Linked DNA regions of Homo sapiens: regions 1 and 2 are each linked to region 3. A link is a loop called in an ENCODE intact Hi-C map of the cell type or tissue named here. Cell type or tissue: PC-9. All regions are shown on one strand. Each heading gives the region's core, and the rest is flanking DNA. Links, peaks and the distances in the headings are about the cores only.

What was found. Hi-C counts contacts between places; a loop is a spot of excess contacts. Peaks named below come from ENCODE experiments on the same cell type or tissue, not always from the same donor. Only the 100,000 strongest peaks of a DNase experiment are listed, where the experiment ranks them.
Region 1: a loop joins it to region 3, with 11 times the contacts of the local background. A loop is called at or near these places in 2 of 110 quality-filtered maps.
Region 2: a loop joins it to region 3, with 4 times the contacts of the local background. A loop is called at or near these places in 4 of 110 quality-filtered maps.

The regions. Positions count from the first base shown.
Region 1 is chr7:106,564,367-106,572,082 of GRCh38, reverse strand. It overlaps CTB-30L5.1 (a long non-coding RNA gene), which reads left to right. Exons shown (of 4, transcript NR_187788.1): 4 at 939-2,172. Among named protein-coding and RNA genes, the nearest start is that of CTB-30L5.1, 31 kb to the left of the region's middle. RefSeq lists enhancers at 2,893-3,858, 3,859-4,824, 4,825-5,790. In PC-9, for the core only: no CTCF peak of the experiment used is centred there; a DNase peak (open chromatin) is centred at 3,222; H3K27ac peaks cover 2,802 bases.
Region 2 is chr7:106,713,988-106,721,703 of GRCh38, reverse strand. No RefSeq gene overlaps it. Among named protein-coding and RNA genes, the nearest start is that of CCDC71L, 57 kb to the right of the region's middle. RefSeq lists enhancers at 622-881, 2,401-3,600. In PC-9, for the core only: no CTCF peak of the experiment used is centred there; DNase peaks (open chromatin) are centred at 3,043 and 3,263; H3K4me3 peaks cover 1,128 bases; H3K27ac peaks cover 3,087 bases.
Region 3 is chr7:106,771,336-106,779,051 of GRCh38, reverse strand. LINC02577 (long intergenic non-protein coding RNA 2577) reads right to left here and starts at 4,034. Exons shown (of 5, transcript NR_170304.1): 1 at 3,852-4,034. RefSeq lists enhancers at 2,764-3,963, 4,075-4,369. In PC-9, for the core only: no CTCF peak of the experiment used is centred there; a DNase peak (open chromatin) is centred at 3,241; H3K4me3 peaks cover 863 bases; H3K27ac peaks cover 2,452 bases.

The DNA.
Region 1 (7,716 bases), core at 1,045-6,044, 210 kb after region 3:
AAGTCACCTGTCTAAGGGAAGAGACTTACTGTCAGTTCCAATGAGAGGAAGCTTCATGCAGGTATGTTTCACACTCAAACAGCTCAGCTCCCAAAGCAATGTGGTCAAAAGACCACTAGATGAATCAGGAAATGTTTGGTTACAAGGAACGGAACCTTAGGACAGATTAGAAAAAATAAAGGGAGAATTTATAACACAACCTCAGAAGCCAGGGCTAGAGTGACTTCAGTCACTCCTGGGTTCACATCATGGTTGTAGAAGTCCATCTCCATTCCTGGCCTCTGCATCCACTGCTGTCTTTCCCCATGGTGGGCTCTTAGAGGACAGGCATTGGGGATGCAAGCTCGGTGGCTCCAATTCACACTCCTACAGGTCACCCATTCACTAAGGTAGCACCCTCCAGGGATCGCCTTCCAATAAAACTCTGTGACCCAGGAGAATGATGCTGATTGGCTCAGCCTGAGTTCCATGTCACCCTGAACATGGGCAGGGGGGTGTAGGGGAAGGAGCCCCCTGCCTAAAGCTCATAGTCTGAGAATGAGGTGGTTCCCCAAAATAAAAACTCCAGCTGCTTAGCTGAAGAAGGGGGAATGAGGGATGGACAGGTGAACAGAGCAGATGTCCACTCAGACGCTGTCTATGCCACCAAGACAGGTCAGAATAAATAAAGCCCTTGGTTTTCTTGTTCCACACGAGGGCTATGCAGAAGTCTTCAGCAACTTCCTACCCTCTGTCATTCCCATGCCAGGGCTGCCCTCAGCACCATTCTCCCCAACCAAAGCATCCCTCTCCTCCGCCTTCCCACCTGTTTCTCTTATAGGAAACCTGAGAACTGTCCTGACAGGTAGGACTGGGGAGAGGACAGGCAAGAGTGTGTGTGGGGGGGAGTGTGGGGCGGGGGGAGGAGGGCTACTTGCAACTTTATTGCGTTATCTCAGCACATCAGGAAATAGAGTTCAACCAAGTTGGAAGGTCGGCCTTGGAAGACACTGAGTTCCTGACCCTGGAGGACAGGCTGTGTTCATTCAGGACCTGGAGGTTTTCAAACTCTCTCAATGCCCTGCTGCTGCATTTGAACTGTATACAAGTCCACTTCCTGTGTCTTTGAAGAGGAAATTTCTCATCTGCTATCAAGGGTGTTGCTAATAATTTAAAGATCGGGTTTTTTTTCTGCATTTTAGTCTGGCACATCTGGGACTCAAGTTTCAAGTGCTGAGTCTTGTAAGGACTGTTCTGCAGCCAAAAACCAGGAAAGGGGAAACAGAAGCAAAAAACCAATCACAAGTGAAAAAACTCAGCCAGCCTAATTAAATATTTGGAATCAAAAATTGTTGGCCACCTGGAAGGGGAAACACCCTTTTCATCCTGTCATTCATTTCTTAGCTAAATAATGGGTTCAATATACATAATTCCAAAACCAAAATTAGAATTTTTGGAAGACGCCCCCAATATTTAGGCATTTTATCTCCTGACCAGTTTGTCTTGGAAGGTATTCCAGGCCAGGAAATTCTAATGTATTTCTCTATGTTAAAAGACATATAGGAGATTTTTATTTATTGGTCAAGGTGGATACGTGGGAACACCTGCTTTAAAATGCTCAAGACTGGGATTATGACTCTGATCAAGTAAAACTCTAGAGCCTCAAGATCTGTTGAAATGGAGAAGATAAAAACTGCTGGGTCCCTGCTTGCCCTTCCCCACCCAAAATTTCTTGGCCCTGACCCTGATCCTCCTCCCTCAGACCACCTGTAGATGAAGGTGGAGTAGCCTTCCACTGAGACATCATGAGGCTCTCTGGCTGTCATAAGGAGGGCATCAACCGACTGTGGAAATATAGTTTTGTATTTCATCAGCATCATAGAATATCATCTCAAACTCACTGAGGGCCAACAGTGTTTATAGACTCAGTTATGAAGAATTCTGTTTTAAGGAGAATTACCTGAAAGAGATGTAATCCTGATACTTTAAAATTTATCTTTGGGTTTGTAGACCCTCAGCGAGCAGCCTACATGGGCCACTCAGTTCTGGCTCCCCACTGACTTACTGAGCCCAGCTTTGGCATTCTGCTATTTGCACACTTGGGTGGGGGGTGGGGGGAGTAGAAAGCTGTGCCAAGAAATGTGATGTTGTACTTACTCTAATTGTTATAAAGTTTTGGTGCCGCAAAAGAAATAGCACGCGAATATAAAATTTTATTTTTAATTCTCAGCAAGGCAAGTTACTTCTACAGAAGAGTGTGCCCTTACAGATGGAGCAATGATGAGCGCACACTTGGACAAGGGAAAGGAAGGGGTTCTTGTCCCTGATGGGCACGTGGCCCCTCTGCTGTGTCGTTCCTCTATTGGCTAGGGTTAGACAGCACAGGCTAAACTAATTCCGATTGGCTAACTTAAAGAGAGTGGCGGGGGTGAGTGGTTTGGCGGGAAAAATGGTTATGACAGAGCAGGTAATCAGAATGAGTCAGGGTGGAGAATGTAATCGGAAAAGGTTGCTTTATGAGGAAGTTTAAAAGTAGAAGACAAATAATTGAACATACTGACATATTCTTTGAAATTTAGAACTCATATCTAACATAAGCAGGCTTGGGGAAACCATTCACTACTGTTTTAGGGTTCCTCCGGCATGAACTGGAATCCCAGTATGTACTTTTATTTGCAGCAGACACTAGTTCCTGCAAATCCCAGGCCTTCAAGGGGACTGTAGAAGGTTTTGGCTAATACTCATACTTTGACCTTCCCTAAGGTAATGTGCAAGGTGGAAAAGGCTGGGAGCCTGTGCAGGTCACCTTGGGCTGTGCTGCTAGGTGGCCATTTTGCGCTGGGAAGGGACCCTGCTACTTGTTATTTTAGGCAGCAGATGGCTGTGACTCTGCAAATTTCCTCCAGGGGCTTCAATGGGGCCAATGCACTGTTTACAGTTTTAGAGCTTTAACTGACCCTTATCACTTAAGGACAGATGCTGTGCCCTGGAGCTATGGGATCTGGTCACTTTTACATAATTTGAATGTGCTCTGTAATCATCCAAGTACCGTTTTAAGCATTTAAATTCTTGCCAGCAATTAGGCTGCTGCTGAACATGGGAGATGATTGCATCACTTCACTAGTTTCAAACAGCACACTCAACCTTAGTATTTATTGCATCAGCTCAGGGCAACCTGCTCTTCCAATCAATTAAACTCCTTGTGCTTGAATATGCAATGCCTGCCAATCACACATTAAATCACCACCTCATGCTTATTTCACAATGAGCTTACTGAATGAAATGACTTCCCAAAACTTAATCAGTCCCCACCTCCGGCAAGCTGGCATTTAAAGAGATTTTCCAGTGTCTCTGGGAACAACCCTATTACATTTCTCCCTGAGGGTAAAATCTTCTCAGGTCTCCATTCCAGGAATAGCAATGCTGCTGCTGGTAGTTGCTGGCTTGTATTTGTCCCGGGACAGACACTATGAATGATGAAACTAATTGTGTTTACTGGTCCTCCCCCTGCCCCCCACCATCCATTTATTTTTGTAACACCAATAATGCATGTTTATTATGGAAAAAAACCATACAGCAAAGCAATGAAGAATAATTACCTAAATTCTCAACACCTCAAAATTACAATGGCTAAAATGTTGGTTACCCTTCCAGGCATTTGTGTTTCCTCTTTACAGTGGCTGCTAGAAATAGCCAGATACAAATCCCAGTATAAATGAGACTTTAATATAAAACAATGGGGAAAAGATGTATGATAGATGGCACTGGCCCAACTGGCTCTCCATTTGGAAGAAAATAAATATGGACTCCTTATGCCGCATGGAAAAATCCATTTCAGATTAAAATTTTAAATGTAAAAAATATAACAAGGTATTGTTTAAAAATCTGGCAGGCTATGTGTATATTCTAGGGGTGGGAGAGACCTTTTAAACTGTGACTAGAAGCTATAAAAGAAGGAAAGGAAAGACTTTTAAAATTATAAAGTCAACAGGTTAATACAAAATAAGAAAAGTACATTTGTAATGCAAGTGACAGTTTATGCCTATGATAAAAGCTCTTAAATTTGATGAGAAAAGGGCAAAATGATGAGATAAAGATGCACAAAGGATAAACACTTCACAGACATTGAAACGGCTAGCCCACATGCTCATATTCACTAGTGGTCAGAAAAAAGCAAATGGAAGTTAACAATAGAACACCATTTTACACTTAGACTGGAGAAAAGAGCTATAATATCATATGCTAGTGTTGGAGATAGGAATTGTGACATGCGTCCGTGTGAAGAGAGTCCATCAAACAGGCTTTGTGTGAGCAACAAGGCTGTTTTTTTCACCTGGGTGCAGGCGGGCTGAGTCTGAAAAAGGAGTCAGCAAAGGGTGGTGGGATTATCATTAGTTCTTATAGGTTTGGGATAGGCGGTGGAGTTAGGAGCAATTTTTGTGGGCAGGGGGTGGATCTTACAAAGTACATTCTCAAGGATGGGAAGAATATTACAAAGTACCTTCTTAAGGGTGGGGGAGAATATTACAAAGTACATTCTCGAGGGCGGCGGAATATCACAAAGTACGTTATCGCAAGGGCGGGGAGGGTGTATTGTCACAAAGTCAATTGATCAGTTAGGGTGGGGCAGGAACAGATCACAATGGTGGAATGTTATCTTTTGTGGATCTTCAGTTGCTTCAGGCCATCTGGATGTATATGTGCAGGTCACCGGGGATATGACGGCTTAGCTTGGGCTCAGAGTCCTGACAGGAATGTACTCTGATACTCTGCTGGTGAACTGTGATGTGCTAAAATCTTTTGGGAAATACATTTGACAATATCTATTAAAATTAAAAGGACACGTACCCCTCGTTCCAGCAATTGCACTCTTTGGAGTGTAGCCCAGTAGAAATAAAAGGGTAGTGTTAAGGACATACGAACACAGAGGTTTGCTGCAGCATTGTTCAGAGAGTAAAAACAGGAAAAAAGAGAATGCTCATCAACCAAGCAGTGGCTTAATAATTTATAATATTTCTCAAACAAAGTAATATTTTTAATGAATAAAAATATGAATTACAGTTAAACCAAATGATTTGGAGGGATTCCCATAAGATACTACTGAAGGAAAAAAGAGCACATATATCCTATTGAGGGAAAAAATGATAAACTCTGTGTGTGTACATCTGTATGGGATTATCTAAGTACAGAGAGCTGGACAGAGGATGCATATTAGGTTGTTGAGATTGGTTGCCATGGTCGGGGAGGAGGGAAGGCTGCTGACGTTGAAAGAGGGAGAAGAAGGGAAGGACAGAGCTCAGTTAAAAGAAGTTTAAAAAGTCACTAAAAATAAATGAAAATGTATGCATATGGCCATATTTAGGCCTCTACATAAAATTATCTGTAGATGTATGTTTTATGGGTTGAATTATGTCCCCTCAGAAAAGATATGTTGAAGTCCCAGCCCCTAGTCCCTCAGAAGGGGACTGGATTTGGAAATAGGGTCTTCACAGAGATAAGAAAGTTACAATGAGGTCATTAGGGCAGGCCCTAATCTGGTATGACTGGTAGCCTTGTGAAAAAAGAAATTTGGACACAGAATCAGACACACAGGGAAGATGATGTGAAGATGCTCGGAGAGAATGCTGTGTGAAGATGAAAGGTTGGAATCATGCATCTGCCAGCCAAGCAGCGCCAAGGATTGCTGGAAACCAGCAGAGGCCAGGAAGAGGCAGAGGATTCCCCTGTCGGTTTCAGAGGGAATGTGGGTCGGCCAACAGCATGACTTCAGACTTCCAGCCTCTGAAACTGTGAGACAAAAAATTTCTATTTTAAACAGTTTACGGTATTGTTATAGCATCGCTAGGTTGTGAATACAATGTGTGTGTGTGTGTGTGTGTGTGTGTGTGTATGTCTATATATAAAGAATAGTAGATTTTTTAAAAATCAACACAAATTTATTCTTTTATAGTTCTAGAGGTCAGAAGTTTGAAATGAAGCTTACTGGGCTAAAACCAAGGCATTCACAGGGCTGGTTCCTTCTGGGGGCTCCAGAAGAGGGTCTGTTTCCTCACATTTCCTGGCTTAGAAGCTAGGAAAACTCTAGAAGTTTTCTTGAGGAAGACTCCAGAGACAGAGAGTCTGCCCATCTTATTTGACTTGTGACCCTTTCAGTTTTCAAAGCCATCAGCATAGCATCTTCTCTGACTCTGCCTCTCTTGTCGCATGGCTTTCTTATCTAAGACAAAAAAACCTATGAAATTCAGAGTCATATTTACACCTCAATCCTAATAAGTACCATTGCAGTGTTTATTTTAGTCTCATTTTATCTCTCACAAACATCTTATGCAAACATCTTGATGCTAATCTTAAATTATTTTTGTAATATGGAGCCATGGGGTTATCTAGATCCTATAGATGTGGAGCTGGTGGCAAGTTGGGCCACACACACTAAAAGTGACCAAAGTGAGAGGAGTTGGAAACAGTCATCTCCATTTGTGAAGATGAGGTAACCAGTCATCCCTGATAATCAGTAGGAGAGACAGACTATCCAACCACTCAGAAATGCAAAGAACAGGTTTAGGAACCACCTCCAAATTCTAGTTCCGGTTCTTTTGTGGTCAAGTCATATTTCTGTAAGAGGTAACCTCCTGAGATTTCTCCCTTTTTACTTAAGCAATTTGAGTGGAGGTCTGATTATTGTAACCAAACTTAAGGAAAGAACCATAAGAAATTCACAGTGGCTAGAGGAAAAATTGTTGGATGACAAATTCTTAAAGAGTTTAGTTGTATAGTGAAAAGTTGAATCCCTCTTGTCTTCACTTAATACAGCACTGACAGTTGTGTGAGGGGTCCCATATTATGTAACAGAAAATTTTGATCTATGTTTTGACACAAAGATAATTAAAAGAGAGCAAAGTAAGAAGAACTTGGAAACAGGCCGGGTATGGTGGTTCACGCCTGTAATCCCAGCACTTTGGGGGGCTGAGGCGGGCAGATGGCTTCTCAGTTCAAGACCAGCCTGGGCAACATGGCAAGACCTCATCTCTACAAAAAATAGAAAAAAATTTAGCTATGCTTGGTAACATGTGCCTGTAGTCCTGGCTATTCAGGAGGCTGAGGTGGTAGGATCGCTTGAGCCAGGGAGGCGGAGGCTGCAGTGAGCCATGATCATGCCACTGCACTCCATCCTGGGCAACAGAGCAAGACCCTGTCTCAAAAAAAGAGTTAAATAAAATATAAAAAGGAATTTAGAAAGTTATCCTCTGAGATTGAAATGAAGAAGAACCACCATATAAAAGATTTAATAATCAAAGATTATTAATGTCACCTCCCAGAAAAAATAGGTGACTGAAAGGACATAGGACTAAGGTAGCTAAGGTCAAATTGCATGAGCAAGAAGGTCAAGACAAGTGAATTGCACTATAGAAGACTGGTGTCCCATGGAGTCCTGTGTGAAGGGTCAAAGATAGCATGTGTCAGTGTACCTTTAACACCAAGCCAGGAGAAGCCCTGATGCTCCAGGTCCCTTGAGTTTGTGAGAATGTGCCCAGAGCGGAAAGGGAGGCAGCAGTCTGCCTGACAAAATTTGAGAGCACTCATCATTCCTCCCATGGAGGAATGCAAAACTGCATCAGGGGCCACCAAACAAAATTATTCATTGTTGGATTTGGCTACAATGAGATGGACCAAGCGGGCCAACCAAATAAAATGTATTTTCCCCCAGACTAACACCCTCTCTGTTGGCTAAGATCGGAT
Region 2 (7,716 bases), core at 1,093-6,092, 57 kb after region 3:
GGTGTTTGGGGAGATCCTAGGTACAAAAGTGAGGTTAATTCTTTTGATTTCCGTCATAGTGGTGAATGCCTGGCCATATCAGGTTGCACATAAAACAAACATACAAGGTGCGCATAAATCCATTTTAACAGACGAGGAAAACTCAGGCCCTAACAGATTACTTCACACTTAAGAGGAAGATAAACTTGAAATCAGTTTATCCTTCCCAGTCACTTTTTAACCCATTTCAAGCAAGCATCCTTCATAACCACTTCACTGAAATTGCTCTTGCCAAGGCCACCAAAGGACCTTGTTTTTGCTAACTCTATCAGATACTCTTTAGTCTCCAACATTTTTGACATCAGGGACTGGTTTCCCAGAAGACAATTCTTCCATGGGAAGGGGTGGGAGGTTGGGGGGGAATAGTTTTAGGACGAAACTGTTCCACCTCAGATCATCAGGCATTTGTTAGAGTCTCATAAGGTGAACACAACCCAGATCCCTCAAATGCACAGTTCACACTAGGGCCCTTGCTCCTATGAGCATCTAATGCCCCCTAAAATCTGAAGGAAGTGAGCTTAGGCAGTAATACAAGCAATGGGGAGCTGCTGTAAATACAGATCAAACTTTGCTCGATCGCCAGCCACTCACCTCCTGCTATGCGGCTCATTTCCTAACAGGCCATGGATGGGCCCCTGCTTTAGAAATTATCCAGCTGTTTAAACGCTCACTTCTTAGCAGCTTCTGACATTGACCTTTCTTCACTCCTTGCTTCTTCTGGTGCTGCTTTGTTCTTCTGCTTCCTTTCCACTGGCTTCCATGCTGTACACTCACTGTGGTGCTCACCTCTCTGGCCATACCTTCTTTGGTATGGCCAAACTTCTCACACTTTCAGTGTTCATGTTCCCCATTGTTCTGCTTTTGGTCTTCATGGTAGGTGATAGGGTCTGGCTCACTCACCACACGTTTCAGTTCAGCTTCCTTATAATATGTGGAAGGCAGAAAGCTCAACACACAAAGCCAAAGCAAAACAAAGCAAGCCATTCTTCAAATGTCCTAGAGTTCTGGGTATAATTTACCTTCTGACAATCAGACAGATACATTGTATGAGACTTAGATTTGCAGTTAATCTAGGAGGAGAGAGTCAAGGCACAGGGTCATATTTTTGCTGGTGGAGATTTTAGTGAACGTGATGTGGTTTGGAAGCAAGTAGTGTTAGTAATTTCTCACATGGCAGTTTGCTAATTTTACAGATCCCTGATCATTTTTAAGGCAGCAGCTCCTTCAGCTACCCAGTTCTGTAGTGTGGCTTTGGGAATTGTTTCTAGAACCTTAGAATGGAGTCTTTTTTTATTAGCTTTTTAAAGTAAGCCATTTAATATTCTGTAACAAACCCCTTTCCTCTTAAACCAGCTACAGTGGATTCTGTTCCTTGTAACTGAATACTGACAATACAGTACTGGTTAGTTTGGAGGTTTTTATGTTTTTCTTAAAAAAAATTCAATAGGCCATTGATGGGCAATATTACCCAGTACCACATATAAATGTCTTCTAATTGTATATCTGCAGACTAGGCAACTCTACTAAGCTCCAGATTTATATATCCAACTGCCTACTGGACATCTGTATCTGGTTGTCAAATAGTGTATCCAAAACTAAACTAGTATTTTCCCTTAATCTTTTATTTGCTTCCCATCCAGATATATGACCTAGAAATTGTATAGCTTTCCTATACTTTGTTGCCATCTTTCTCAACTTCCCGTCAGTTCCAAGACCTGGTGATTCTAGTTACTAAATATGCCTTGTGTCCAAACCCTTCTCTCTCTCTCTCTCTGCTACTAGTACCTTAGTTCTTATCTAGATTATTTGAACAGTTTTCTCTTGTTCTTCTCCTTTTCCTCATCCTTTTCCTTCTCTTCTTCTAGGTTTAAAAATATGTCTTGAAGATAAGCCTGTTTTTTGTTTTCACATGTTAACATGTCTAAAATTGGGATGCGTCTTATAATCAATGGTGTCTTGTACTTGCTTTCAGCCAAGAAGTTGTTCTAACATAGTGATTGTTATCTACTTGTACAAACTTGGTTTTTAGGACGATATGAGTAGACCACAGCAACTCCTTGATATTTTATTCAACAATCATTAAAGGGCCATTTGAGGAAGGAATATGGTCCTGATTCTTGTATAATAAACTTTTATTGACAATTTCTGGTAAACTCAAGATTTGAGAGCAGCAAAAGCTACAGAATGGGTGCCGGTAGCCTGGGAGGAAACCTCAAAGACAGTATTGGAGCACTTTTTGAATAGATACTACACATCACTAATACTCTGGATAGAACAGGGATCAATATCAGGTGATTTTAGGCTGTGGAGTGGTGAGATGCGGTGGAGGAACAATTTTTAAAGTGAGCAAAAAAGATCTTTTCTCTCAGAAATATTACATCTATCCACACCCAAAGTATATCTTTTTTCTTTTTTGAGATGCAGTCTCACTCTGTCACCCAGGCTGTAGTGCAGAGGTGCAATCTCGGCTCGCTGCAACCGCAGCCTCCCAGATTCAAGTGATTCTCCTGCCTCAGCCTCCTGAGTAGCTGGGATTACAGGCACTCGCCACCATGCCTGGCTAATATTTATATTTGTTGTAGAGACAGGATTTTGCCATGCTGCTCAGGCTGGTCTTGAACTCCTGAGCTCAAGTAATATGCCCATCTTGGCCTCCCAAAGTGCTGGGATTACAGGCATGAAAGATCCTTAAGACCTAAATTTTTATCTTGAGTTAGCCTTGGCTTCTGTTTATATGTGGTAAAAATTGTTTTTAAAGAATAATCTCAAGTATTCTGGAAGACAGGTATCTCCAAATTGATGAACATTTTTTTCTTCAAGAATTTTTCAGTAATGATGATTTTGTTTCCTTCATCTCCAGTAGGCAGTCATGGCAACTTGGTAACTTGAGTCACGTATCTGAAAAATGATAATGAAATGGTAGTATACCTTGCACAATAAAGACAGTGGCCATTAAATATTTTTAAATAATGCGAAAGTATTTATCACCAGTTGCCAGTAGTCATGCTCAGTAATTTCCTCCCTGGCTTTGCTCTGCCCAGATATCTTTAAAAGAATGCTGTAAATGTCACAACTCATTATGAAGCTGAACATATTACAGCATGAAAAAAACAAATGCTACTTTTCTAACCATAGTAAAAAGTTGTTTAATGCAATTCTTTTAAACATGTGCTTATCTTCTTTCATCTTCTACCCAGTTCTGCACCCTTCCCCCACACATGACTATTAACTAAGTCACAATGAATGCTCCCATTGCCTCCTACTCAGCTGAATCAACATTTCCGGAGGCTGTGACTAATAAAAGCCACAGCCCATGGTATGCTTGACTTTTGAAAATCCTGATTAGCTTTAAGGGCATAATTATGTGTACCTCTACTTATAGAATGAGGAAGTTGATTTGAGCTATGTCTCTAAATTACACTAAAAACTACAAAAATGAACTACAAAAATGACTTAATGAAGTCAGACTTCATTAAGATTATTAACTTATTTGGCTTTTAAAAAAATGTATTGACTGATTACTTAGGTATTCTGAGATCATCATGGTGTAAACTAAAGCATTTGGCTAATAGGATACTTAATGGTCCTTTGCTTTGCTATTCATGGCTCAAAATAAAGGGAAGTGTAGAAAAGGAAAGATCTAATCTCTGAAAGGCAATCTAACAGAAACTATATCTCTGAACATAATTTTGTTGGTTAATTACCATGGAGATAAATTAATCCAAGAAAAAGGAGAGTGCTTCATAACTCCAAAAACAAATGAGTCTCTTCCAGTAGTGTCACTGTGTATTTGTCGTTGAACTGTGAGTACACTTTTAATTTCTCCCAGAAAGAGGATCCACTAAGAAAAAGCAAATTGTGCATTACTTTGGGTGCTCCCCTTTGATTGACAGCTATGCCCATAAGGTAAACTTCCCTTGGCTTAGTGTCCACTCCTGTCCAATAAGCAGGGCAAGATCACTGGATACTGGCCACTCAGAGGAGACCATGGGCCTAGCAGAAATGATAGGTAGGATTAAATAATTTACTTTTCTTCTTCCAATCACAGCCAAGTGCTTTGAAAATGTAGTGTTCAATTTTCTGTCTTCAGTTTCCCATATCCCCTTAGATTCTCAGCTCCTTGTACTCTGCTTCTGTCCCCAACACTCAAGTGAACTTCTCAAAACAACTCTTACTGATGCCCTAATTGCCAAATACAGTAGACTGTTCTCTGTCCTTATGTTTCTTGAAGTTGTTTAAACAGTTGGCATAGTTGACAATCCTTAGATTTCTCTGGAGATTTCCCTTCTAATGCTTCAGTTACTTCTTAGCTTCTTTTCTCTTCCATTTTTTTCAACCTATTATCATTGGCTTCTTCTCCATAGCCTTTTACCATGCTACAGGTTCTACCACATTAAAGGAAAGTTCTTTCCCCTAAATTTGTAATTCTTCTTAGAGATCACCCTATATTTTTCCAACTTCATTATTAACCCCCCAAAATAATATAAACCATTCTCTGCACTTTATCATTGCTCATTTACTCTAAAGCTCTCCATAATGAGGCTTACATCCCATTAACCTAGTGAAGTGGCTTCTGCAAAGTCATTAAAGATTTTCTAACTATTTAAAATCCTCATGTTATTTAACTTCTCTTTCCAGCACTTGACTATATTGATCACTTCCTTCATAAAATTCTCCTCCTTGGTTTCCATTACATTGCTCTTTGCTGGCTCTCTTCTTGCCTTTCTGGACATTCTTTTTCAGGCTTTCCACCTGTTAAACACTGATGCTTCCCATCATCTTGGCCCTTTTCTCCTCACAGTCTAAGCAATCCTAGCATAAGCTCACTCGTTTTCATGGCTTTACCCACCCCACACATGCTGACGACCTGTATGTAGTCTACAGAAGTTGGTATCTTGTACTTTTGCTTCTGCTGTACAGTGTTGCCTTTGACTGAGGGTCTTCTGCCAGCTTTGGAGCACTTCTCTGGGAGAGATAGTGAAGGCAGCCCTCTTCATCAGTGCAGAATTTGCCCCAGGAACCCTTTTTTCTGCTCTCAAAGACCAAGACACTATGTTTATCTCCTCTCTCAACTCCCAGGGCCCCTTTGGAAATATAATTCTGGTGGTCCTATGAATTAAGCTTTGAAAACAAAATCCTTTTAACTGTTTTGTAAGGTAAACAAATACCAGACCTCCAGGACACACTGCTTGGTTTCTAGATATTCTACCCCTATTTCAAGTATAGCATGTCTGCCAGGCCCGAATGCTGGGTGCCATCTTGTGCTCCTCATCCTCCTCATTTCCTGTGTTGAGCCAAACCTGTAGATTTTATTGTCTAAATGTCCTTAAAAACCACTCTCTTGGCATGTCCTTGGTGGCATTGCCTCTATTCAAGCCCTACTTACCTCCTTCCCTTGCCGTTTCCTCCAGTATTCCTTCCTCCAATTTGTCTTCCACACTGTTGTTAGAGGGATCATTTAACTATAGATCTGGTTACATTTATGTCTTACTTATAAAATATTTTTATGGCTAGCTTTCCAGTGATTTTATGAGATGCTCAACCTTCTCAGTGTGTTGGGCAAGGCTTTTGATACTCCTCCTTGTGTTCTCTCTTGCCTTGTCTCTTGCTATCCTGTGCACCTACGATACATATTTTCTCTAGTTTCTGTGTCTACTTGTACATGTTGGTCTCTCTGTCTATAATGCCTCTTCCTCCATCTACCCTTTCCCACCTATTGCCTTCACCAACATCTACTCATCAGGGAAATGCAAATTAAAACCACAATGAGATACCATGACATATCTATCAGAACGGCTAAAATTACAAAGACATACAATAGCAAGTGTTGGCCAGGATGTGGAATAGTTAGAACTCTCATACATTGCAGGTAAGAAAATATATTGGCTCAAATACTTTGGAAAGCTGTTACCTATGAAAGCTAAACACATTTAAAATCATTTCAGAATCATCAGATCCTGTTAGAAGCAGTGGGCTCCAAATCCATGTTCTCCTAGCATTTTACTATGGCATTATCACACTTGCTTATTTTCTTATTTGTTTTTCTCAATAGACTGTGGCATCTTTCAGAAGCAAGAGCTGGTTTTTTTGTTTTTTTAATTATACATTAAGTTCTAGAGTACATGTACACAACGTGCAGGAGGTTTGTTACATATGTATACATGTGCCATATTGGTTTGCTGTACCCATTAACTCATCATTTACATTAAGTCTTTCTTCTAATGCTATCCCTCCCCTATACCCCCACCCTATGACAAGCCCCGGTGTGTGATGTTCCCCATGCTGTGTCCAAGTGTTCGCATTGTTCAATTCCCACCGATGAGTGAGAACATGTGGTGTTTGGTTTTCTGTCCTTGTGATAATTTCCTCAGAATGATGGTTTCCAGCTTCGTCCATGTCCCTACAAAGGACATGAACTCATCCTTTTTTATGGTTGCATAGTATTCCATGGTGTATACATGCCACATTTTCTTAATCCAGTGTGTCATTGATGGACATTTGGGTTGGTTCCAAGTCTTTGCTATTGTGAGTAGTGCCTCAATAAACATACATGTTCATGTGTCTTTATAGTAGCATGATTTATAATCCTTTGGACATATACCAAGTAATGGGATCACTGGGTCAAATGGTACTTCTAGTTCTAGATCCTTGAGGAATCGCCACACTGTCTTCCACAATGATTGAACTAGTTTACACTCCCACTGACAGTGTAAAAGCATTCCTATTTCTCCACATCCTCTCCAGCACCAGTTGTTTACTGATTTTTTATGACCGCCATTCTAACTAGTGTGAGATGGAATCTCATTGTGGTTTTGATTTGCATTTCTCTGATGACTAGTGATGATGAGCATTTTTTCATATGTCTGTTGGCTGCATAAATGTCTTCTTTTGAAAAGTGTCTGTTCATATCCTTTGCCCACTTTTTGATGGGGTTGTTTGCTTTTTTCTTGTAAATTTGTTTAAGTTCTTTGTAGATTCTGGATATTAGCCCTTTGTCAGATGGGTAGATTGTAAAAATTTTCTCCCATTCTGCAGGTTGCCTGTTCACTCTTATGGTAGTTTCTTTTGCTGTGCAGGAGCTCTTTAGTTTAATTAGATCCAATTTGTGTATTTTGGCTTTTGTTGCCATTGCTTTATGTGTTTTAGTCATGAAGTATTTGCCCATGCCTGAGTCCTGAATGGTATGGCCTAGGTTTTCTTCTAGGGTTTTTATGGTTTTAGGTCTAATATTTAAGTCTTTAATCCATCTTGAATTAATTTTTGTATGAGGTGTAAGGAAGGGATCCATTTTCAGCTTTCTACATACGGCTAGCCAGTTTTCCCAGCACCATTTATTAAATAGGGAACCTTTTCCCCATTTCTCGTTTTGTTCAGGTTTGTCAAAGATCAGATGGTTGTAGATGTATGGTGTTATTTCTGAGGCTTCTGTTCTGTTCCATTGGTCTGTATCTCTGTTTTGGTACCAGTACCATGCTGTTTTGGTTACTGTAGCCTTGTAGTATAGTTTGAAGCCAGGTAGTGTGATGCGTCCAGCTTTGTTCTTTTTGCTTAGGATTGACTTGGCAATGCGGGCTCTTTTTTGGTTCCATATGAACTTTAAAGTAGTTTTTTCCAATTCTGTGAAGAAAGTCATTGGTAGCTTGATGGGGATGGCATTGAATCTATAAATTACCTTGG
Region 3 (7,716 bases), core at 1,018-6,017:
TCCTTGTCAAGCTGAGCGCCCTGACATGGCCTGCATTCACCAGGAGGAAGGATGCTTTTTTCTAATCACAAAAGTCACAGTCTGCTTGTCAAACCACATACCTTGCTCATGAGAGGGGCATGTTTGCTGAGGTTACCCTCAAACTAACAGAGCTGAGGATGCTAAAATGATGCCATATGTTGAGGAATAGTGAAAGCCTTCTGGGGAGATGGTCATCTTGGAATCTGATTACTTGCCCTCTCCCTCTCTGCACCCTCTCTCCCTCTCTCACTTCCACTGCAGTGAAGAGAAAGAATGCCTTTCTGGGAAAAAAATTACTGGCAAAAAAAACAAACCAAACCAAAACAAACGCCAAGAAACCCCACAACAACACAGCTGCTGTGATTTCTGTGGGTCCCAAAGAAAAGAGGAGCTAACTGCTGCTTCAGCCTGTGTAATAGCCAGGTCCTGGGACAGAATTAGCTACAGTTAGAAAATAAAGTCAACAAGGTGAGTACAGCTGGAGATGGAACATTTACTGCTACCCATCTACTAGCTTGGAATCAGGGAAGTAATTAGTCCAGTGTGGATCAGCATTGGTCATGGACTAGAGGAGGACATCTACCCTTGCCCAATCCTGAAGCCCCTTTTGGGCCCTGCTGGAACTCACAGTCCATTATTAGCAAAACCCAATAGTGTCAACCTTGGCTCTGACTCTTCCAGCACCATCTCACTCTGATGAAAACATGGCTGTCCTCTGGGAACACTGCCTTCTGATTCTGTCGTTATTCTCCTTGTCCCGTGGTGGCTGTGGTTTGCTCCCTCCAGTTGTGCCATGGGGCCTGGAGGTGGGGTGCGTTTCTTTTACACTCCTCATTGCCACTTCTGCATCATTACCTCTTTCTCTTTCCTAAAAGTGTCCTGCATTGAATCTCAGGTCATCAGGTTATGTCACCTGACTTCTCATTTTGTGACATCTGTCATCCTGAAGTCATTCCCCCTGGTTCCTCAGTGTTCCTGCCTCACCATTGCATTCCTCTTCCTGTCTTAACTCTGGGCAAGTTCAACTTACACATGGATTGTCCCTCCATTATCCTGGTCTCTCAGTTCCCTACTGACCTTTCCTCTCACAATCTGGTCCTTCCCCTTTCATCACCGTGATTGCAGACCCTGTCATTTCCCACAGCTGTGTGGCCTCCACGGCTGCAAGGCATGCCGCCCACTCTAGGACCCCTGCTTCCTCTCTTCCTAGCACGCTTCCTCAATCACCCTGTGTGCTAGAACTGTCAAAGCAAAGTGCCACAAATTAGGTGGCTTAAAGAATAGAAATGAATTCTCACACAGTTCTGGAGGTTGGAAGTCTGAGATCAAGGTGTTGATGGAGTTGGTACCATGTAGGGGGCTGCCCCAGGCTGCTGTCCTGGCCTCTGATGAATTGCTGGCAATCCTTGGCTTGTAGACTCATCACTCCAACTTCTGCCTTCGTGTTGACATGGTGTTCTCCCTGTGTGCCTGTCTGCACCCAAATTTCCTATTTTTATAAGGACACCAGTCACACTGGATTAGGACACCCCCTCATCTTAACTAGTCAGGATAAGTAAGGTAACATTCTGAGGTACCAGAGGTTAGGACTTCAACACTTAAATTTTTTTTTGAGGGGGGCATACAATTTAACCCCTAACATGCTCCATCTCCAGCAGTCCTTCCACTCCCATCTTAAATTCATGAACATAAACCCTTAATGCTGCTTGGCAAAGGCAAACATACTCCCTGATATGGTTTGGCCCTGTCCCCACCCAAATCTCATCTTGAATTGTAGCTACCATAATCCCCATGTGTTGTGGGACGGATCTGGTGGGAGGTAATTGCATCTTGAAGACAGGTTTTTCCTGTGCTGTTCTTGTGATAGTGAACAAGTCTCACAAGATCTGACGGTTTTATATAGGGCACTTCCCCTGCACACGCTCTCTTGCCTGCCGCCATGTAAGATGTGCATTTGTTCCTCCTTTGTCTTCTGCCATAATTGTGAGGCCTCCCCAGCCATGTGGAACTGTGAGTCCATTAAGCCTCTTTTTCTTTATAAATTACCCAGTCTCAGGTATTTCTTCATAGCAGTATGAGAATGGACTAATACACTCCCTCCCCTATGTCATCAGTTTTTCCCCTCTTGGCCTCATCATTACTATCACCATATAAAGATGCTCTTATTTCTCTCACATTAATTATATTAAAAACTTTCTTGACCCCACATCCACCTGTAACTCTCCCTCCAGCTCTACTATCTCTGCTGCTCTTCACTGAATGATTCTTCTGGGGTTGTCTATACTTACTGCCTTCAATTCTTCTCCTCCCATTCCCTTCAGTCCCTTCCAATCAAGCTTTTGCCTCCACTACTCCTCTGAAAGTTCTCATGTCAAGGTTAACACAGTTTGTAGTATTAGTGAATTTCTTCTTTCTTTTTTTTATCATGGTTATCCTCGATGAAAAATTGAACTTACTCCCATTTATTGCATGCATTAAGTGATGAGGTTTGCCCAAAGCTCAGGAAAACAACAAGGAGAAGGTGAAATAATGAACAATATATAGATTGGCAGGAAAAATACAGAATGAAAAAATTGTTTAGAATAAGGTAATCCTTTTATAGCATTGGCCACTCTATAGAGATTCGATTTTTAGCATTTACATTTACACATTTTAACCAATTACTTTGCCCACTTGGAGCACGTGGATGCATTTACACTGACCACTCTGTGTCCTTCCAGGTTTTCCCTGGATGGCCTTCTTGATCTCTGGCAATTTGGAATCCCAAGCCCTTTCTGGGATTATTACCTAGCCCCCAGGTCAACCCTCTCTAGGGATCCAGGGTGGAGGAGGGAGGAAGAGGAGGGGGTGGTGGTAAAAGGGGGTAGGAGCAGGAGGATTTAGTGGAACAAAGGGATGAGAGAAAATAGGAAAGAAGAAAAAGCAGCAGACCCAGGCAACATGTGCTGTGGCCATAATAACTGTTTTCTGTACTGTCTGCTGCAACTAAATTTTAAAAACATGCTTACCCTTTTTTTTTTTTTAAATGAACAAACTCCTTCAGAGGGGGTGGATTGTATAGTTTCTGGCATGCTGCAGGGGAGAAAAAGTCCATCTCGATAACTTATAAGCACGCTTTGAATTCAGAACTTTACAATTCTTCAGAAACAACTAATGAAAAAAAGAGTGCTGTTGGGCTGACTGTGAGTCACTTCCCCACCCTATGATTCACTAAGTCACAAATGCTGGACATGCGGACAGGGGAGAAGGACTTTTGATTTTGAGGATTCATGAGCTGATTCAGTACTGTCTTTATGTTTTGATGCTATCCAAGTTCAAGCTTTGAGGTGTTTTGGCATCATAAAGCAGCATCAAGGTAAGGGATCAAAGGATGGGAAAAGCCAGCATGAGTGAAGGTTTGTTAGCTAGAAGCGTCCAATTCTTGCATAATATCAGAAGGCAAGGTTAGGCAGCTACTGATAGCATGGATGCTGAAGAAAGCTGAAGTACTTTCAAATCCAGATAGCTCCAATTGCTTGCTCTCCTATGACTACTCTTAACTGAAATATTTATAGTGACTCAAGAACGACAGCAAAATAAATATCCTTGGGCTCCCCACTGGTCTAAATCCCTTCACAAAAAACCTTGTCACTGGAAACACTGACAAATACTATATGTTTAGAAAACATCATATAAAATATCCAAATAAATAAGCTATACAGTAATTGGTCCTTTAAATTATTTTAAGGAGGTAAAATATTCTAACATCTGAATTTCTACCTGTCAGAGGCTTTTGAACCAGAGCAATTCCATCTTGAATAGGGGGTGGGTAAAATAAGGCTGAGACTTACTGAGCTGCATTCCAGGAGGTTAAGGCATTCCTAGTCACAGGATGAGATAGGAGGTCGGCACAAGATACAGGTCACAAAGACCTTGCTGATAAAACAGCATGCGTAAAGAAGCTGTCCAAAACCCACCAAAACCAAGATGGCGATGAAAGTGACCTCCAGTCGTCTCACTGCTCATTATACACTAATTATATAATGCGCTAACATGCTAAAGACACTCCCGCCAGTGCCATACAGTTTACAAATGCCATGGCAACATCAGGAAGTTACCCTATATGGTCTAAGAAGTCGGCAGGGGCAGAGGCGGGAACCCTCAGTTCCGAGAATTGCCCACCCCTTTCCTGGAGACTCATGAATCATCAACCCCTTGTTTAGCATATAATCAGGAAGTAACAAAAAGTATCATCAGTCGAGCAGCCCATGCCGCTATTCTGCCTATGGAGTAGCCATTCTTTATTCCTTTACTTTCCTGATAAACTTGCTTTCACTTTACTGTATGGACTTGCCTTGAATTCTTTCTTGCGTGAGGTCCAAGAACCCTCTCTTGGGTTCTGAACTGAGACCCCTTTCTGTAACAAAAACATTTAATTACGACGTCATGACATTCTGGAAGGTTTCTTTGGAATGATGTCCTAGTTTGAGCTCCCAGTTTGATAGTACAAGTTGAGTATCCTTAATCAAAAAATCTGAAACCTGAAATGCTCCAAAATTTGAAATTTTTGAGTGCCAACATGGTACTCAAAGGAAATGCTCATTGGAGCATTTCAGATTTTGGATTTTTGAATTAGGGATGCTCAACCAGTAAGTATAATGCAAATATTCCAAAACTGGGAAAAAATCAAAATTGGAAACACTTCTCATCCCAAGCATTTCAGATAAGGGATACTCGCCCTGTAAAACTTGAACATTCTTGTTAGTAGAAAATTAAATGTAATGAATGAGATGAATGTACCTGTATTTGGTTTTTCTGTTTTAAGAAACTAAATGTTCAAAGATTATTAGCATACACTCAATTACAGAGATATTAAATACTAATTGGATTGTGACTCTGATTTTATTTTCATCTAGATTATTTTGATTTACCTATGACATTATTTCATATCATTGCTCATAGGAAGCCTACCTTTTTGCTTGGTAGTGAGTGTGAAGCAGCTGAAAGAAATGGAGATATTTGAGAAACTACCAGCTGGTAACCAATATATACACTTGAGATACATCTATGTATTTTTCAGATTGGAACAGTGAGTGACTATAGGTTCCAAAACAAAATTTGGTGTTAAATCCCCCATGAGTATCTTGTGCGATAGCATATTTTAAGATTGCTGAATTCATGGGGGAAAAAAGCATACTGCTAAACCAAAATGCATGAGTACAGTTGAAAAGTTAAAAAGTTATATTCCTGTTTTTGAAATTTTACCCCAAATTTTGACGACAACAACAACAACAAGACTGCTTGGTTAAGTTTATTAGATTAAAAATATTGCTAAAATCAGGCTAAATATGCATGCAAAGTTCCTTCTGATATGACCTGGCTGAAAAACATTAAAAATCAATAGAATTATAAACTAAATCATGCCTTGAGCTGTGAAAGACGAAATGACCATCACAAGTAAACTGATAGGCATGAGTTCTCAATAGGCAATGACTTACTTATGTTAAAAGATGGAAGAAACATAGATCAGTGTAGTTCAAGCCCTTCACAAATGTTAGAAACCAAGAAATTGAGGTGCACAGTGGTTGCTTGACTTGCCCAAGGTCCCATGACTTGTCAGTGGCAGAGCCAGGCTGGAATTTGACCCTGCATTCCAGGAATGAGCACCTTTATTATACCATGCCAGGCCAGCACCAAAATTCCAGGACTGCTTTTACAAGTGTTACATTTAACCAGGGTTCTTAATTACTAGCTGGTAAGGAATTTGCATAGAACCATATGGATGTAGATCAAAATCATGTGATTAAGTGTTTCACAAGTGGTAAATTACATATATGTGTATATATATATGAATGAGAGAATTAAAATTACTTTAAAAATATATTTAATTTTAAAAAAAGCCTTGGGATCATCTATTGAGATGAAAACAGTAATGTCATGGAAAGATTACCAGATGTCTACAGGAACTGACCTCCCATCTTGCCCTGCCATTCATTGGCTGTGGAATTGCTTCATTTTCCAGTCAACAAAACGGGGATGTTGATGACTGCTGTACCTTCAATAAACACTCTGAGGATAAATAAAATAGAATAAGTGGAGTGTTCCGAGGGTTTCTTACCTTCCTAAAAGAATTAAAATAGGAGACTTAGGCTTTAGACCACAACTTGTTTAACTTATGTTGCTGATGACTACAAGTTTCCTTGCAGTTATGAGTCAGTGATTCTCAGGAATTCCTTTTTGCACCACTTAACCTTTAAACTGTTTTCTTTATTGAACCTTAGATTTAGAAGACTGAGAAATCACCTAGAGATTTCTCCTCTCAGTTCAACTACCCACTCATAGAAATGCTGATACAGAACTTATTCCTGTGCAAGGTAGTTTATTCCGTGGTTGGAAAGCCACAATATAGAAAAATGTTCATGTTATTGAACAAAAATTTATCTCAGTGTAATTTTTTTGTCATTCATTTTTATTTTATTTTTCTATAGGTTATTGGGGTACAGGTGGTATTTGGTTACATGAGTTAAGTTCTTCAGTGGTGATTTGTGAGATTTTGGTGTGCCCATCACCTGAGCACTATATACTGCACCCTATTTGTAGTCTTTTATCCCTCACCAGGCTCCCACCCTTCCCTCCAAGTCCCAAAAGTCCATTGTATCATTCTTATGTCTTTGTGTCCTCATAGCTTAGCTCCCGCATATAAGTGAGAACATACCATGTTTGGTTTTCCATTCGTGAGTTAATTCACTTAGAATAATAGTTTCCAATCTCATCCAGGTCGCTGTGAATGTCATTAATTCATTCCTTTTTATGGCTGAGTAGTGTTCCATCATATATATATAATATATATATTATATATATTATATGATATATATATAATATATGTATTATATATATTATATGATATATATAATATATGTATTATATATATTATATGATATATATATAATATATGTATTATATATATTATATGATATATATATAATATATGTATTATATATATCATATGATATATATATAATATATGTATTATATATATCATATGATATATATAATATATGTATATATATATCATATGATATATATATTATATATATTATATGATATATATATTCCGTCATGTATATATGATATATGTATCATGGAACCAACCCAAATGCCAATCAATCAATTAGTGGATAAAGAAACTGCGAGATATATATATATATATATATATATATATATATATATATATATATATATATTCCATCATATATATGTGATATATATCATGTATATAATTCCATTATGTATATATGATATATATATATATATATTCCATCATATATATATCATATATATATGGTTGAACTACACTGGGCTTTAACTACACTGATCTATGTTTCTTCCATCTTTTAACATAAATAAGTCATTGCCTATATTCCATCATATATATATGATATATATATATCACAGTGTAATTTTTAACTGTAATCTTAGTTTTTTTTGTTTTGAGTTACATAGATTTTATCAATTCTTAAATTATTTGAATTCAACTATCAAGTTTCTCCTAAATTTTCAATGTTGTAGTAAGAAAGAAGATAGCATTATTAAGTGGCTACTGTGCAATATTAACACTTTTATCTGGGTGTTTTCAATTAAAACTCAAAATAAGTTAATGCCAAGTAACCTCCATTCCTGCATTGATGAGACTAGTAAAGTTGCTAAAACCATAAG